Linked DNA regions of Homo sapiens: region 1 is linked to region 2. A link is a loop called in an ENCODE intact Hi-C map of the cell type or tissue named here. Cell type or tissue: GM12878. All regions are shown on one strand.

Region 1 (2,500 bases), 230 kb before region 2:
ATGGTACATACACATTCCCTTTTTTCTGCGTCCTCACCAACATCTGTGTTTTTTTGTCTTTTTACAGCCATTCTGACTGGTGTAAGATGATATCTCCTGGTTTTAAGTTGCATATAATTTACTTTTTAATTTTTTTTAATTTTAAATTACTCTTCTTCATATTGACCTACCTTTTTTTTTTTTTTTTTTTTCCTTTTTGAGACAGGGTGTCCTCTGTCACCCAGGCTGGCGTGCAGTGACACAATCACAGTTCACTGCAGTTTCCACTTCCCAGACTCAGATGATTCTCCTGCCTCAGCTTCCCAAGTAGCTGGGAGGCATGCACTACCATGCACAGCTAATTTTTGTATTTTTTGTAAAGACAGGGTTTTGCCGTGTTGACCAGGCTGATCTCAAATTCCTGGGCTCAAGCAATTGCCTACTTCAGTCTCCCGAAGTGCTGGGATTACAGGCATGAGCCACTGTCCCTGGCTGACCTGCCTTTTAATGTAAACTTATGTGTATTGCCATGAAATCACAGTTTTGAGGAATGATTTTTGTTTTAATACATCTTAAAATGAACATGTAACCATTAACATGAGAACTATATGTTGATAATAACTGTATGTTCCAACGGTGGTGTGGCATCATGTTCTAAGAAACACTGGCTTCAGGGCTTCTGAAGGAAACCATAGCCTGGACTGCCCAGACCCTGTTTTTTGGACTCTTTAATATGAGCAGCACTGATGCTTCTGCAGGAGCACTGGGGATTCTGGAATGGAGTCAGGGTGATTTTTGGACAATGTATTGACTGCAGCAAAGAGCACCTTCCTGTGCCCAGCAGGCTGCGTGAAAGCAGACTGCTCCTACCCAGTGCCAGGGCACCTAAGAGGGTGACGAATGGCAGTGGGCTGTCCCTCCAAAGCCGTGTCCAAAATGCTTTTTATGCTTGGCCACAAATTTTGTAAAAACCTATGCAGCGACTAGAGAGTAGGAAAAAAAATACCCAAATTCCCTGCTGACTCTGAGGTGCTTGTTTACAAAGTGAAACGTCCCTGGTGAATTGTTTCATTTACAATTAAATCTAACAATAAGCTATTGTGGCTAAATTAATTTCAAGCTAATTTCACAGGAACCCCATGTCCTGTATCAATTCTAAACAAAAGAGTGTGGTGTCGGGCAATATGACTCATTCTGAAGCCAGGCCTCCAGGAGGAGCTCCAGGAGGTTGATGAATAAATGCTAGGTTAAGAGAGCAATGCTCAGGTACCCTGCAGGCCAGGCACACTGCTGTGACGGGTTCTGGAAGCCCCTGTAGGTTGTGCCAGTCACGTACCAGAGACTGGCTTTCTACTGAGAGCACCAACCCCTGAGCAGCCCTTGACTGAGGCAGAGTTTTCCACTAGAACCTGGCCCGCTCTGACCACAGCCTGGAGGAGCCCGGTCCTGGCCACGAGTGTTTCTGCGTAGGGTCTTTAGTCCTATGGACACCTTGATGGGCCAAACACCTTCACAAATAGCATCCCACTTCATCCTCGCCCTGAGAAGTCCGCATGGGTCTCTCCTTTTTATGATGCAATAAGTAAGCTCAGAACCACCCCGAGTAATCATCTCAAAGCCATGTAAGAAGGAACTTTCAGAGCTAGGGTTTCCACCCAGACCTAGTGAGCCTGGTCCTTCTGTCCCTTCAGAGAAACAGTGGCCATAAAGATCCCCTACTCCATCTAGTTGGTCCCCCCCATCTCCCCACAGTGAAGATCTCTGAAGTTTATCTGGAAGCTTTTTCCTTTGAGTTTCAGATTTGACTCTGGTTCCCAATTTGGCTGATGTCAGTTACTCACATTTGAATGTGAGTGATTTTGAGAACAGACTTTGGGCCTCTCTGCTCTATGGTGGTGGGGGTGAGGAGGCCAAGGAAACCTCATCTCAGCCTCAGAAAGGGGAAGCTGAGGATGCCAGTGAGAAGCTTGGCAGGATACCTTTATTTTTAGGGGCAATGGCCACAGAGTCTTTTTCCTCATGCTGCTTTGTCAAAAGAACAGATCCGTGCACATCCCACCTTCTCTGGAACTAAGGCTCCAATGATGCATGAGTCTTCATTTTCACAAGCAATAAGCACCTGCCTGTGGGTGTTTTCAATTATGTTAGAGAATAATTCTTTCCTGGTTGGGCAACTGGTTTGGATTATTAAGATGACCTTCGAAAGAATTCACAGAGCGGGTCCTTCATAGGGTTTCTGAAGTGATGCATTTTAATTGAGATTGTTTCTGCAAAGGAAAAGATTAGGTCAGTGATACCACTCTCATGTTTCCTGTTTGCTCCCTGCCACTGTGGTCTCCTGTCTTGGCCTTCCCAAACGGGACAGGTTGTGTCTGAAGGCAAGAAGAGAACCATCGGTTGGAAAATCTGGAGTCCTGGGGAAGGAAGGCTGTGAGACGGTTTGCCTGTGTCAGGGCTTGGGGAGCATGACATTTGTGTACCTGAGCAGGATGTCATTTCCCGCTGAATAACCCGGGCACCT
Region 2 (2,500 bases):
GCAAGGAACAGAACACTAAAGGCTTATATTTTATACTAAGGACTAGCTTTTAAAAAATCCTGAACACAATGGAAAATCACTGGTTTATTTTAAACCAGAAAATGTCATTATTAATGTCATACTGGCATACTGATGTATTTAAATACTTAGCAACAGTATCACAAACTGCTTATATATACATATCCTTCCCTTTTGTGATAACCAAGTATCATTGAATATGAATATTGTTATGAAGTCAAGGAAGCATTTTTGAATACTCACTCTTGACAGTACCATTTGTATTTCATTTTCAAATGCTGAAAGCTGTGATTCTTTTTGCCCCATATTTCTATACTGATATATGCAACAAGATCCATCATAACTAGTCATTTCTCAGATGTTCCTTGTGGATCCGTCTAAATCCCTGGAATGTTTTGTTTTTATTATCAGTATCTCCCTTGAGAATATACGCTTCCGTTTATGGGCATACATACAAAGCATCCTAGAAAAACTAGGGAACCAGTGGGTGGAGGGCCTTAATTATAGCTGTTCCTATAAAAAGGAAAGATTTGTCCAAAAAGAAATGCTGTTTGACTGTTAGACCTTCACCTAGTTTCATCTGCTAATACCAATACTATATCTGGCTAATTCACACACTCCACGGTCATTCTTTCTGGATGTCTACTTGGCTCCATCAAATAGCATTCTAATCTTTCCATGACAAACTAGTTAGTTCTTTTGAGGTGTAGCTCTACACACAATTAAGCACTGAAATAATGCTTCTGTTGCCAATAGAGCATCTCTATGTCTTTATTAACAAGTAGATACATTGTGTTTTTATTTAAAAATAAGCACATTCACTTTGAGAAAATTGCAGTTCATTAGAATAACGCCTTAAAACACACAGACACGGCCGGGCACGGTGGCTCACGCCTGTAATCTCAGCACTTTGGGAGGCCGAGGCGGGCAGATCACGAGGTCAGCAGATCAAGACCATCCTGTCTAACACGGTGAAACCCTGTCTCTACTAAAAAATACAAAAAATTAGCCGGGCGTGGTGGTGAGTGCCTGTAGTCCCAGCTACTCAGGAGGCTGAGGCAGGAAAATGGCCTGAACCCGGGAGGCAGAGCTTGCAGTGAGCCAAGATCGCGCCACTGCACTCCAGCCTGGGTGACAGAGTGAGACTCCATCTCAAAAAACAAAAACAAACAAAAAAAAACACACCACACACTTAGGAATAGATGCCCAAAACTCCTGGCAAGTAATCAGCCCTTGCACAGGCTGTGACTGACACCTACTGGTGTTCCATAATATCACTCTCTGTTTTCTAATGCCATATTTTTAGCAATGTAGCTGAGAAATGTTATACGTTTTAATTTTTACACTTCTATAATTTAGGTACAGCATATAAGAGACTAGACAACTAGAAATTAATGTCAGAATTTTTGTTACTTTGTGGGTAACTAAGCTCTAATGTTGGATTACAGAAGCCACACAAACTAGTGTATCCTAATCCATAGGATTTACAAGCTATGAAGTTTTTTAATGTTTTTAAATTTAAAATCCTGATAAAAGCAATAGTCTTAAAGTGCTTCTCAAATCTATTATTACCTTCTTTTTTCACAATTTGAAACAGAAAAGTTTATCAGATAAACATAACATGTACTCAGATACCTCCTACTAAATTACCTAGAAATTGTTTCTCTAAATCAAGCCAAGGATTCTCTTCATTAAATCTCATTTACATTATTATCTAGCTAAACAACTTTTCTTTACAATAATGAAAAAGTAAACTTCAGCAAGCACAGTTAGTATAAAACTTACCCCAAATTCTGAATCAATGATGCTTTACCATATTCTTTTAGACTCCACTTAAATGGGAATGTTTTAAAATTTTTTAACTTGGAACAAATACGTCAAATATTTTGCAAACACCACCATGTTCAATAGTATTTTCTGGTGGGCACTGTGCATTACCTACTTTCTTTCCTTCTCTTTCCGAACACCTGCTAGGACTGCACATCTTTCATCAAGCTGGCCATGGCTAAGTGACTAGCTTGGTCAGTGAAATTAAGCCAAAGAGGAAGCCTTGACAAGATTGAGTGCAAAAGACCTCACCCCTTCCACAGTGACCACCAGACGGTGGACGTTTTGTCAGCTTCATTCCTGGGCAGAGGCTCCAGGCTCTGAGAGACTAGTACAGTGTAGACAAGAAATATGTGTGCTGTTACAAGCCACTAGGACTCAGGGTTTGGCAAAACCTGCTCCATCCTGGCTTCTAACAACACATTTCAAAGAAGTCACAGATTAAATGCATTTGGGTTGTTATACAAGCTATAAAAAGCAGAAGAAAGCAGAATGAATTTGGACCACTATCTCATACCATATACAAAAATTAACTCAAAATGGATCAACAACTTAAATTTAAGAGCTAAAACCACACTTCATAGAAGAAAACATAGGAGTAAATCTCCATAATCTTAGATTTGGCAATGAATTCATAGCTATTACATCAAAAGCA

Evidence for each region. Hi-C counts contacts between places; a loop is a spot of excess contacts. Peaks named below come from ENCODE experiments on the same cell type or tissue, not always from the same donor. Only the 100,000 strongest peaks of a DNase experiment are listed, where the experiment ranks them.
Region 1: it touches region 2 in a loop (2.6-fold over the local background); 3 of 110 quality-filtered maps call a loop at or near these places.

The regions. Positions count from the first base shown.
Region 1 is chr15:99,503,629-99,506,128 of GRCh38, reverse strand. The region is part of intron 1 of LOC105371019 (a long non-coding RNA gene); the gene reads left to right. Among named protein-coding and RNA genes, the nearest start is that of MEF2A, 61 kb to the left of the region's middle. RefSeq lists an enhancer at 1,433-1,562. In GM12878, a CTCF peak has its summit at 1,189 (motif pointing right); a DNase peak (open chromatin) is centred at 1,845; H3K4me3 peaks cover 1,604 bases; H3K27ac peaks cover 2,103 bases.
Region 2 is chr15:99,271,927-99,274,426 of GRCh38, reverse strand. The region is part of intron 2 of LRRC28 (leucine rich repeat containing 28); the gene reads right to left. Among named protein-coding and RNA genes, the nearest start is that of LRRC28, 22 kb to the right of the region's middle. In GM12878, a CTCF peak has its summit at 1,273 (motif pointing left); a DNase peak (open chromatin) is centred at 1,283.